Linked DNA regions of Mus musculus: regions 1 and 3 are each linked to region 2. Evidence: chromatin contacts called from ENCODE Hi-C or POLR2A ChIA-PET data. All regions are on one chromosome and are shown on one strand. Each heading gives the region's core, a stretch centred on a gene start or an enhancer-like site at or near the end of the contact. The rest is flanking DNA. Distances are from core to core; before and after follow the strand shown.

Region 1 (3,583 bases), core at 178-2,677, 52 kb after region 2:
GTCTATGTGCATAACCCATTTTGTTTACCTACCTGTCAAAAGATATTTGGGCTGTCTGTCACCTTTTCACTGGGATAAATAATGAATGCCCTGTCAGCATATAGACTTCTTCATATCTCAGATTTTAATTTGTTTGTGTGTATATACATACATTCACACACACACACACACACGGAAGTGAAATTTCTGGGTCATATGCTTGAACATTGACTCTCAAGTAAAGACTCTCTGTAGTGTGACCTGGGGTAGGGTGATCTGGGGTAGGTGCTCCTTTCTGTATGTCACTGGAAATGAAAACTTGAGTTAGGCATCACTTACAGGACAGGGATGGTATATTGGTATGAGAGATAAAGAAAAGAGTCCGTTGGCTATGCAACAGCTATTCACAAGTTAGAGTGGCTGAAAGATTTGTCCTGTTAAGGTGGCCTCTGAGGATTGCCTCTGGCCTGCGAGAGACCCTGGCATAGCTGCATTCCCTAGTATATAGTGTCCCCCCACCCTCCACTTCCTGCAAGCAGATTGTGTTCCTGGAAAGTTATGGTGAGTACTATTTTAGAGCTCATTATTCAAGGAACCCTGGGGTGGTTCCTTCTGGAAAAGCAAGGCTTTGTTGGTGGAGGAAATAGCAAGTTCTAAATGACTTGCCATAAATCTGAGCCTTGGTATACAAGCTCTGGCCTAGTGTGGGATGTCACGGTTGATAGGCTCCTCTCACTCTGCCCGTCCCTGTCACCTGGTGTTTATCCAGGTGTCACCAGGTACAAAACGGATCCTTTCCTTCAGAAGAGAAGCAGTGAGTTTTGTTGCAGCACATGGGCTTGGAAGACTTCCGATCCTGCCTTCCTGGTCATTCTCTGCTGTTATCTGAGTAACACTGACCAAGTGACTTATCCTCTTTGGGCCCTCACTTCCTCATCTGAAAAACATAGATGGCGTGCGGGAAGGATTGGGTAAGCTGACGCTGTTTAGCCCATGACAGAGAGACAATTAGCCTGCTCACATGAGGAGGCCTGGGAAGAATATACTCAGGAAACCTGGGATTTCTTGTTTCAGAATGGTTTTGATGAGGCTTTCAGACCAGCAAACATTGTTTTTTTTTCTTTTGAGCAGCAATGCCAGGATGAAAGATCTTTCCTATGGGTGGACAGCTTTCTGCAGGCCTCCCTAGTGTAAGTAAGGCTCCTGGCTGATTTGTCTGCCTTTCAAACCAAGCCTTTGTTTCACTGTCCTTACTGTGCGCTCTTGTCCTTTTGATCACTTGTTCTTTATAACAAAACAGGTGCCAAGTTCTACCAACAAGCAAGAGCCAAGACCACGGAAACTGTGACCAGCATAATACAAATTGTGTTTTCTGAGCACTGGATTAAAAAAGAACCTCTAAGATAAAAACTGGAAGTAGTTTTCTCAAGAGGGGACTGCTGCTGCCCCATGGAGTCAGGACAAAGCCCTGCCGTCTGTTTGGTGCATTGTGGAATCTCACATTGCTCACATTCCGCCAACCCTCGAGATAGGCAGCACTATGACCATTGTCCTCATTTAGGACCTGCAAAAACTGAGTTCCAATCAGTAAAGCCAGTTGCCCCAGGAAACGAGCTGATGGGTGGATGAGGCAGTATCTCCTCTGGCCACAGCAGGCCAGCAATCCTGAGCCACTCTGTAGGCCTGCAATGGAGGGAGGCTCTTATACTCTAACCATCAGTGTTAACAAACTGAGAGACCCTTTTATGGTCCCAGGCTTATAGCTGGTGTGTGTGTGTGTGTGTGTGTGTGTAGCCATGCAGATGGTTAGCTCATTAATAAATAATAGCCACCATTCTTGACATTTCCAGGGTCAGTTGTGCAACAACTGAAGATGGAATTCCTCAGTGCAGGAAATAGCCTGCACAACAAAGCACTCTTATCTCAGGGGAGGCAGCTGAGATTTCTTGGGCTCCTGCGCCTTCTCTGGCTTGGTTAGTTTTACCCTCAGGGACCCGTCCTCAGACAGGCGCCAGAGCCTCTAAGAGGGTAGGGCTCACAGACCAGCTGAACCCCAGCCTCGCCTGTACTCAACATTCCCAAACATCTGTGGAATGAAGGATGAACCAATTCTTGGCCTTGCCATTCCCATCTGTGAATCAGGACAATAATGGTGTGTGAATGTGTGCACTGTGACAACTGAAGGAGAGATCAGCCCAGCTGTCTAGGCACTTGGAACCAGCTATTAGGTGGTGTGGTGATGGCTTTGCCCATTGGCTAGCTGGGGAGAGGGAAGAGGGGTCTTTAGGTGTTAACCAAGAAGGCTTCAGTGAGCCCAAGATGATGCACTGAGGAAATTTTGTGCACTACCATCTACAGCAGGGGCTATAAAACTCCAGGTGGCAGGAGTCTTGGGGCAAAGTAGATTAGAAAGAGGTTCTGTCACACCTTTCTAAGCTGCCTCATGCTCACCTAGGCTCCTGGGAAGCTTGGTTCTGCTCTCTCAGGAATGAGGATGTGATGCCCCAGGACCTCCCGGGACTTTGTTTCTGTGATTCACAATCGGGAAAAATGAGTCTTTTCCGCCGTGGCCAGGATGACCTCCACGTCCAGTCTTTTTGGCAAGTATCTTTGCATGCACTGCAGCATGTGCTCATGTGTGTGTGTGTGTGTGTGTGTTTCTACCATGCTTCCAATCCTATTTCTCTGAGTGTCTGACTGTGGGGTTCATCTCCATGAACCACTATAGTGGGACTCCACCTGCCTGCTAGTTGATCAGGTCTCCCTTGTGGCCTGCCCTTTAGCCTGCCTGTCAGAAAGCTCTTCTGGTCTCTGGCTGAGGTCAGGGGCTGTCACGTGGCAGGGAGAAGAGTGGAGTGCTAACAACTGCCTGACAGCTGGTCACAGCTGGTGACAGCTAGGCTGGCTTGGGCGTGGGAAACACGATTCAGGCAGCAACAGCTGGGAAGAGGACCACACTCAGAAGACGAGCTGATGAGCCACCGTGCCGTGTGCAAAGGGCAAGACCCCACTCCTACCACCCTCTCTTGGACAGGGGCCAGCACAAGGGGTGGCTCAGAGCCTGCACTCCCAACGTTCTTCTCAGAGCCTGGTCAGAGACTGTTCTTTCCGGAGGTTCGAGGAACCTCTCCGGAGGTTCGAGGAACTCCTCCTTGCTCCTGCCCAAGCACGATGTGGGTTTCATTGATGGGTTCCTCGGGGTAGCAACACAAGGGGTGTGCACATCTTGGAGCGTGCTTACTTAGAAGCTGTGCATGTCGCCTTGCAGCAAAGGGGCTCCGAAAGGGGGAGGGGCCTATCAGAAGCAGTGAGAGCCGCCTGACTCAGATGTTGGCAACCAAATTCACATCCTCTGGAAGCCACAGTAAGTGGCTACAGAAGTTTGTTTGTTTGTTTGCTTGTTTGTTTGTTGTTTATCAGGCCTGGGATTGAATGCAGGACTGCACACACTAAGCAAGGCAAGCCTGGGGGATGAGCTGAAACCTGTAACCTACTCACTGCGTCTCCCAGAAGGCTGTGGTGCTGTGAGCTCACCTCCCTACCATTTTCTAGCAACGCAGACTTCGCTGCCATTCTTCACTGCATGAGAGACCATCAGAAGCAC
Region 2 (3,948 bases), core at 848-3,347:
CAGCGCTGGTCGCCGGGGCGCTAGTGGGGGCAGCGGGCACCGACGCCGACTCTCGCTTGTTCACCGGGAAGGGGAAGACCACGGCGGGGTCCACACATTCGGCAGCCGGGTGGGAGAGGTCGGTAGGCAGGGTGGCCCCGGTGTGGCTAGCACTCGACGACCCACCAAGGGCACGGCCCCCGGGGCTGCTGGCACCCACTCCGGGAGCCGAGCAGGCTGAGCTGACGCCCGGGGGCCCGTGGCCGTGCTGTAGTTTTTCGTTCACTGCGCGCTCTAGCTTCTCGCGGGCAGAGAAGCCGCTCCACATGCAGTCCTGAAGGATGACCGGATTAGGAGTGAGGCCACCCAGGCCCCCGAGACCGAACGCATCCTCCTCGGCCGGGTTGCCCCACAGGTCGGCCTCCGGCAGCAGCATCTCCGTAGCCCAATTCGAAGGCTCCGGGCTGTGCTCTGGGAAGGCGCGGCTGGGCGACAACGGGGGCGTGGGCAGCAGCTCAAACTTCTTCCAGATGTCCTCCCCCGGTGGGGTCGAGTCGGGACCGCCGAAGTAGAAGTCATCTTCGTCCGGGTAGAAGCAGGGCTGCAGTGAGTCAAACTCGAGGTCTGGGTTCTTGCAGATCATCCCCGGCATGGTGGACGCGGTGCAGCTGGGCATGGGTTCGCCTCTCTTTTAATATCTCCGCTCTTTTTAATATGGGGGAGTGCTTCCTTCCCGTGGAGAGCAGCAGAGTCGCGCCAACCTCCAACTCTACAACCAATAGGCAAACCAAGAGAGAATGAGCCAAAGGGGTGGGTTGGTGGGGACAGGCAGTGGGAGCCCCCAATCTCTTCTGCAAGCTCCCCACAGCTCTGGAAGGTGGGAGAAAGTTGAGCGTCTCCCCTACTCCCTCCTTTTGTGTACAAGCTGTCTAAGACTGGGAGTGGGAGGGGGCTTGCAGATGCAGGGGGTGGTGTGGCTCTCTGCAACTTTGGAAACTGCCGTTTCATTCACACAAGGCACTGCCTGGGGGAGGGGGGCTGTTCAAGCTGCAGATCTCAGCTCTTACTAGCGCGACTACCCCACTTGCACTAGTTGCTTAAAGGAAGTCCTTGCTCTCTAGCCCAGCTACCAGGCATGGGATTGAAGTACCTTTCATTCCCCTTTTGCAGAAATGCGATCACGGGAGCGCAAACGCTAACGGGGTTCAGGAAACTTTATTAATTATTAAGGGCCTTTCTCCAGTCAGACCAACAACAGGCAATTACATACAACCCTCTCCACCTAGACCTAGAGCCTCAATCTTGGCAGATACCCTTGGTACTCATCGCTGCCTATACCTATACCCTTTCCATTCCCCTTCCTTCAGAGACCTCAACCTCTTCAACAGGCGGGGGGAAAGGCTGAACCCCATCCCTAGGAATGGTGCAGGGTCGCCGGCGAGAATCGCGTCTCCTAAGCCGGAGCAGCCGTGACCTACATTATCACTCAGGCACCTAGCTTCGCCTAACCCCTTTTCCTTCTTTCCCCGCGGCACCTTTTGGAGAACCCCAGCTTGGGGTGGGGACGCACCGGTTCCCAGTCACCTCACACTCAGACAAATCTTGTGGAGCCGGGCGAATTTCTTTTCGCTAAAGCTATTTCTCTGCCTGGGCCAGGGCTGTAAAAGGGATTAGGGCGGGTCTCTTCCAGCCAGGGTGCCTTCGGGTGCTGAATAGGCTTTTCAGGAAAAAAAAAAAAACAAAAAACCCAGATGGTTTTGTTTCGGAAGCAGACGCGGTGTGTTGCCCCCTTACCCCCTCCCCCAGAAAAGCCCGGCATATTTGGGTGCAGGGTGCGGAGCCGCGTCCAGGGGCTTGCCTAGCCGCAGCGCTCCGCCGTTCCCCGGGCGCTCGAAGCTTCGCAAGTACCGCTTCTTACCTCCCGCAGACTGCCGGGGATCCGGAGGCGACTCGGGGCTGGGGTCTCCGGGTGGGCTGAGGGAGCGGCGGCGGGAGGGGGTTGTCCTCCGGCGGCTGCAGTGTGTGCGCGCTTACGCCTGGCTAGCGCTCGTTCGGCTCCAACCCAGTTCCCAGGAGCCCCCCGCATCCACCCAGCGCGTCCAGACAGATGACTGTCACTGGCTGCGCTTTGAAGCTCGGGGGATATTATTAACTGAAAAAATCTGACACACCCGGGGGGCGGGGAGAGAAGGGGGCTGTGGCGCAGACGAGGGGGAGGGAGAAAGGCAGAGGCAAGAGGCTTTTCCCCGCCCTCTTGATTTCCATAAAAATCAGGGGAGGCGCCAAAGCCTTTCGCGCCAAAAGCCATTTGCTTTTCTCTTTTTTTCCGACTCTCTCTCTCTCTCTCTCTCTCTCTCCCTTCCCTCCTCCCCTCTTCTCCTCTCCCCCTCCTCCCCTCCTCTCCTCTCCCCCTCCGTCCCTCCCTCTCTCCCCCTCCCCCCTCTCGTTTTTCAGACTGCAAGCAGCAAAGCTGGGAAACCCGAGGAGTGCTTCCCCCTCCCTTTTGGACCCCCTGGCTTGCACCCGCTGCACTCCGTGTTTTTTTTTTTTTAAAGGTCGCTGGGTGTGTTCTGGGAATGGGAAAAGAGGTTTCTAGCCCAGTCCCTGCGTGGACTGCGCGCGAGTGTATGTTTGTGTGAAAGATGAGCTCCAGGCTAAAGTGGAACAAGGCCTGGTCGAGGGGCTGTTCGTGTGTGATCTCGAAGGAAGGCGACACAGGAGTGCAAAATGGGAGGCCGAGGACGCGCCCACGTAGAAACAGACCGCAGGAGGTTTCTAGTTTCAAATTGAAAGGAAGGGGCGCCCCCCTTGTTTGAAAATAAATAAGTGCGGGCTACGAGGGTGGCGCCTTACCGCTTTCTTCGGCCGAAGGCGACACCTCGCGGAGACCAAGCAGAAAGCGGAGCCGCACCGCCCAGCCTCGGAGCCCGAGTGGGGCCACCCCCGCGAGACAATTAGCGAATCCTTGCTACCGCGGAAGGGATTGTGAAACGCGTGGAGGGACGTCCCCTGAAGTCGCGCCCACCGTTCCCAACAAAAGCCTTTCCGAAGCCAGGGTTGAATTACGGACCGCTGCTTTCCTTGCCCAAATCACTGACTGCTCTGTATACCTCGAGTTCCTACGGATGGTGACATCAAGGAAAGCCATCATTAATTTGGCCTCTTTGTGTCCCATTTGCCTCACTTACGAGCTGGCGTGAACAGAGAGAGCGCGACATCTTATTTAGACTAGAGCAGGGTGCGTGTATTCTTTCCTCACAGCCGTGGGCACATTTCCCTCCCTCCCCATCCCACAGCGTCTCACTTCTGTCTAGGCAAGCATGCTAAAAGGTTTGTTTCCTAAATGTGGGGCTAAAAATAAATGCTCTTGCCCCACAAAACTTTCCAGGAGTAACCTGGGTCCCTGGGTGAAGCCCTTTTTCAACACACATTCTCAGTAGGGTGGGATTTATCCTTAAACCCTTAAGCTTGTTTGTGGGGAAGCGTCTCCATTTCCCTCTAAATTGAAAATGACACCCCTCATTCACCTCCAGCGAGGAAGAAGAGAATGCCTAGAGAGTCAAGGTCAAAATGTGTATTAGCATGTGTGAAAGTCTTCCCATCTGTCCCCGAATGCCTACATAATTCTGGGGACTGCGGCAGGTTCTAGGAAGTAGCCGTGAATGAGGGTGAGCCACCCTTCCAAGGCCTTTCTTATTGGGCTCACATATGTAAAACCCATTACCTTTGCAAAAGCCTTTAACACCCTCATTTTCACACCCCTGGCCTCTTCCAAACCGAGACCTCCCGCTGAATTCTCCCTCAAGATGCTGGCTCTCTGAAAACTTTGCCTCAGATTGTAATTATACATACACAGCAGGGGCTGTATGGTAAGTGTTCCTGGATGCCGCTGGAGGTAGGCTCCATTGAAAGGAACCCTTTTAGACAGCCAGATCTGGCAGGTTAGTTTTGTTTATTAGTGGCACAGTG
Region 3 (3,536 bases), core at 395-2,894, 37 kb before region 2:
TGCAACAGGTGCCACTACCCAAGGACCTCATTGATTCTTTCCTCGAATGCCCCTCCCTAGATCACATAGGCCACACATCTTAAAGTTTGAAGGGAAGCTGAGATTCAATCAGGGGCAGAATATGGCCGGAAATAGGCTTAAATGTGGACAGAGTGGCTGACCTTGGCATGGTGGGACACTCAGTGAGTACCACCAGTGCTTTCAAGATATATCAATGTGACCTAATTGTTGCTTGCTCTCAGGTTTATAACCAACCCAAATTTCTTTCTTTTTTTTTTTTTTTTTTTTTTTTTTTCCGAGACAGGGTTCATGGTTTCTCTGTGTAGCCCTGGCTGTCCTGGATCTCACGCTGTAGACCAGGCTGACCTCGAACACAGAAATCCGCCTGCCTCTGCCTCCCAAATGCTGGGATTAAAAGGCGTGCGCCACCACTGCCTGGCGCCAACTGAAATTTCTAAGGAAAAACATTTCACAAGGTCAGGTACTATGAAGCTTCACTGTGCACACACAGTAGAGGGTCATAGGCTCTCAGGAAGCTACAGATCTACTGCTGGGACAAACAGGTCCCAGAAGTCCCCAAGGGTCCCAGGCTGGCAGAATCATCAGGAGGGATGACGGAAGTTAGCCTATGGTTCCAAGACTCTGATACCAGGATCTGGGAACTAGACCTCAGTAAGAGGCTGTGGGGACATTCCCAAGAAGGACTGTCGTTAGCCTCCTAAAGGGGGTCCATCTTTCTCTCTTATATGCATAGACACAGATGGAGACATAAGTAGATATACACACAGGGAGAAACACACACACACAAGCACACTGACACATACACACATACAAAGATACACACAGGAACATGGACACACACAGATGGAGGGAGACACACAGAACTAGTGACATTTACACAGATGGGAGACTGACACCCACCAGAACACCAAACCACAAACGGAGACACACACAATCACAGACGTACATATGGACATACAGACACAGAGAACAGAGGCCTTCACGGAAAAAAAAAAAAAACAAAAACTGATGGGGAGAGAAGGAGAGGCTGAGAAGAAGGAAGGAAGGAGGAGAAAGAGAAGCAGAGGGAAAGAATGCAGAGCTCAAAAGGGCCACACAGGAGAGCCCACCCAGGCCTCTGAGGGCAGATGGGGTGTAGACACAACCCTGCCCTCCCTCTGCCTGTTATTTCAAAGGACTACATCCTTCAGGTCCCTCCCACTTGGCAGCTCCTAATTTAAGCCTGTGAAGGTGTTAGATTGGATAATTCCACTATGGGGACCAGAGGAGACTGCCAGGGGTAAAATGACCAGGTGGAATACACTAGGACTAGGGCACATTGAGAAGAGTATTAAACAGCATGGCAGGAAGGGGGAAAGAGACTTCGGAGAGGGCTTCTCTGGGGCCCCTGAACAAGTGCCTGCAACCCTGCCTGGAGGCTGGGAGCGCTGGCAGACCTAGGCGGCGGCGGCGGCAGCAGCAGCCGCTGGCCAGCCTGGTTTCCCTCAGCTACAGACAGCCTGGCTCCAGGCCCACCTCCCGGTGCCCTGGGCCTGACATCTTCTGGGCAGAGCCACGGTGCCCCAGGAGCCATGTGGATGGTGTTAGTAAACACGCTTTCTTGCGCCCAGCCTGGCAAGGCCTGTGGGCAGCGGGAGGGCGTAGAGCTGGCAGCTCCCACGGCTGGGCAGGAGGACGGGAGGGTGGACCGGCGGGCAGACGGGCGGGCAGGCCGCCCTGCACAGCCAAGCCAAGGCCCAGAATGGAGCAGCTGCTCCTGTCACCATGGAGACGGAACTGAACAATGAGCAGCCAGAGATGCAGCATGGCTGCCTGGCACCGCGGCCACACTCCCGCCAGGCCCTCACACCTACACACAGGAGCTCATGCACTCACCCTCATGTGCGCCTGCATGCATGGACGTACGTGCACATATGCGCACACACGCATGCAGAGTTCCAGGAAGGAGAAAGAAATAGAGAAACCGGGTAAGGACAGTAGAATCTATAGAAAAGGAAGGAGAATGTGAGATGAGGTTCACAGCCTTACAGTTGCAAAGTTGAGCAGAAAAAAAAAAAAAAATCTCACCCTTTGATTCTGGCTAAAAATACCTTAAAAAAAAAAAAGGCAGCTTTGCAGAGGGTCATGTGGTGCCCTGGATTCTTGTGTAACAGGAGAGCTGAAGGGGTTCTAATTAGCAAAAGGCATCTTGAGTCCCATCCCCTTCCCCCTTGACGCGGGTTGCTGAGAGACCCTCACAAAGCTGTTAGTCCCCAGGAAATGAGGATACATTGTTAAAAATGAGCCTAAATCCCAGGTGATTCCTCTCTCCAAGACAATGCAGAGAGGAGGCTGGCTGGCTCAGCCACGGGCTGGAGAGGAGTCGGAGAAAGGCCCCCGTCCAAGTCCTTTAAGAAAAAGTAACCAGTGGCATCCGGGCAGGGAAGGTGGGTGGGCATCAGCTTGTAGTGCACAGGGGCACCTTCTGGGCAAGTTCCCCTTCTGTGAACTGGTGAACTCTTAGCCCCAGCAGCTCCTAGATCCCCAGATATTACCTGCTCCTGCCACTCAGAGGAGCATACAGAAGTTTATGAACACTGAGGAAACAGACAGGATTACCATGAGTTCAAGCCAGGTGTTGGTTACAAAGTGAGACCTTGTCTCAAAAAGCACAAAAGAAGGCAAAGAAAGAAAAGAAAGGGGGAGGGGGTTGGAAAGAAGGGAGGAGGCAGGAAAAAGGGAGGGGAAGGAAGAGGAGAGGAGAGGAGAAGGAAGAGGAAAGGGGAGGGGAGGCCAGCCGATATAGGTATAGACAGACATCTCCCTAACTATCCCTTCCAGCCTGGTATCTGGAAACTCAGTCTGCTCTTCTCAGCATCTCTGTCCAGGGGCTGACAGACGCTGTATTTCAGCATTATCTTAAGCTTCCAACAGGCTACTTATTTTTTCCTGGCTTCACCTATTTCTCTTCTTCCTTCTGGGCAGGTGAATGCTGTGTGAAGATAGCTATCCTGGAGGCCTGCTGGATTCCTTTAGTGGAAAATAGGAAGACTTACCAGTTGACCTGGCGCTACTGTCTACACCGACTTCCAGTTCAGAAAAAGCAAATTCTCAGAAGACTCTCAGGAAGTAGTGTTAGACCCATGACATTGACCGCCATGTAGTTCAGGGGCCCAGAGCCGAGGTGAGAAAGTGAGGATGTAAGAACTTAAAGGTATTTCTAGGCATAGAGTTTTAAAGGAGAACACAGAGAGGAAGCAAGAGGAACAGGGCACGCTGGGAACAAGGAAACGCTTGAAAAGGTAAAGGAAGCCTGGGTTGAAAGAGAAGCCTATGGCCCTGAATCCGGAAAACTGATTCGGGATTAGCAGGTTCCAAGCCTCCCCACATTGGTTGCGCACAGCATGATCCATCTTCACACTCCCAGCACCTACTCCCGGGGGCATCATGACAGATGGACAGCAGTAGACATTAAAATCACAGTAGGCTGGAGCCAGGCTCTTTCCCCAATATCCACATCCCCTCCCCTTTCAGGA

What was found. A loop is a pair of places that touch in the nucleus more often than their neighbours do. ChIA-PET counts read pairs that join two places held with the same protein, here RNA polymerase II (POLR2A).
Region 1: a loop to region 2 is called in a map of mouse trophoblast stem cell, with 2.1 times the contacts of the local background. The contact joins the enhancer-like site here to the promoter of Mycn in region 2. A Hi-C loop is called at or near these places in 5 of 37 maps with a recorded cell type or tissue (heart, mouse embryonic stem cell and mouse trophoblast stem cell). POLR2A ChIA-PET finds 5 or more read pairs at or near these places in 4 of 5 experiments (Patski and embryonic stem cell).
Region 3: a map of gastrocnemius shows a loop between it and region 2 (5-fold over the local background). The contact joins the enhancer-like site here to the promoter of Mycn in region 2. A Hi-C loop is called at or near these places in 3 of 37 maps with a recorded cell type or tissue (gastrocnemius and heart). POLR2A ChIA-PET finds 5 or more read pairs at or near these places in 4 of 5 experiments (Patski and embryonic stem cell).

Annotation. Positions count from the first base shown.
Region 1 is chr12:12,992,549-12,996,131 of GRCm38, forward strand. It overlaps Gm35208 (a long non-coding RNA gene), which reads left to right. Exons shown (of 4, transcript XR_381277.3): 2 at 749-950; 3 at 1,111-1,169; 4 at 1,280-1,801. Among named protein-coding and RNA genes, the nearest start is that of Gm35208, 7.0 kb to the left of the region's middle. Within about 2 kb of position 1,428, at least 1 of the 3 ENCODE cell types and tissues checked has a DNase peak (open chromatin) inside an H3K27ac peak, as active enhancers do; it is heart, where a contact is called at or near this core.
Region 2 is chr12:12,939,739-12,943,686 of GRCm38, forward strand. Mycn (v-myc avian myelocytomatosis viral related oncogene, neuroblastoma derived) reads right to left here and starts at 2,098. Exons shown (of 3, transcript NM_008709.3): 1 at 1,898-2,098; 2 at 1-748. The coding sequence starts at 655. RefSeq lists an enhancer at 2,869-2,897.
Region 3 is chr12:12,903,079-12,906,614 of GRCm38, forward strand. No RefSeq gene overlaps it. Among named protein-coding and RNA genes, the nearest start is that of Gm40271, 4.6 kb to the right of the region's middle. Within about 2 kb of position 1,645, at least 3 of the 3 ENCODE cell types and tissues checked have a DNase peak (open chromatin) inside an H3K27ac peak, as active enhancers do; they include gastrocnemius and heart, where a contact is called at or near this core.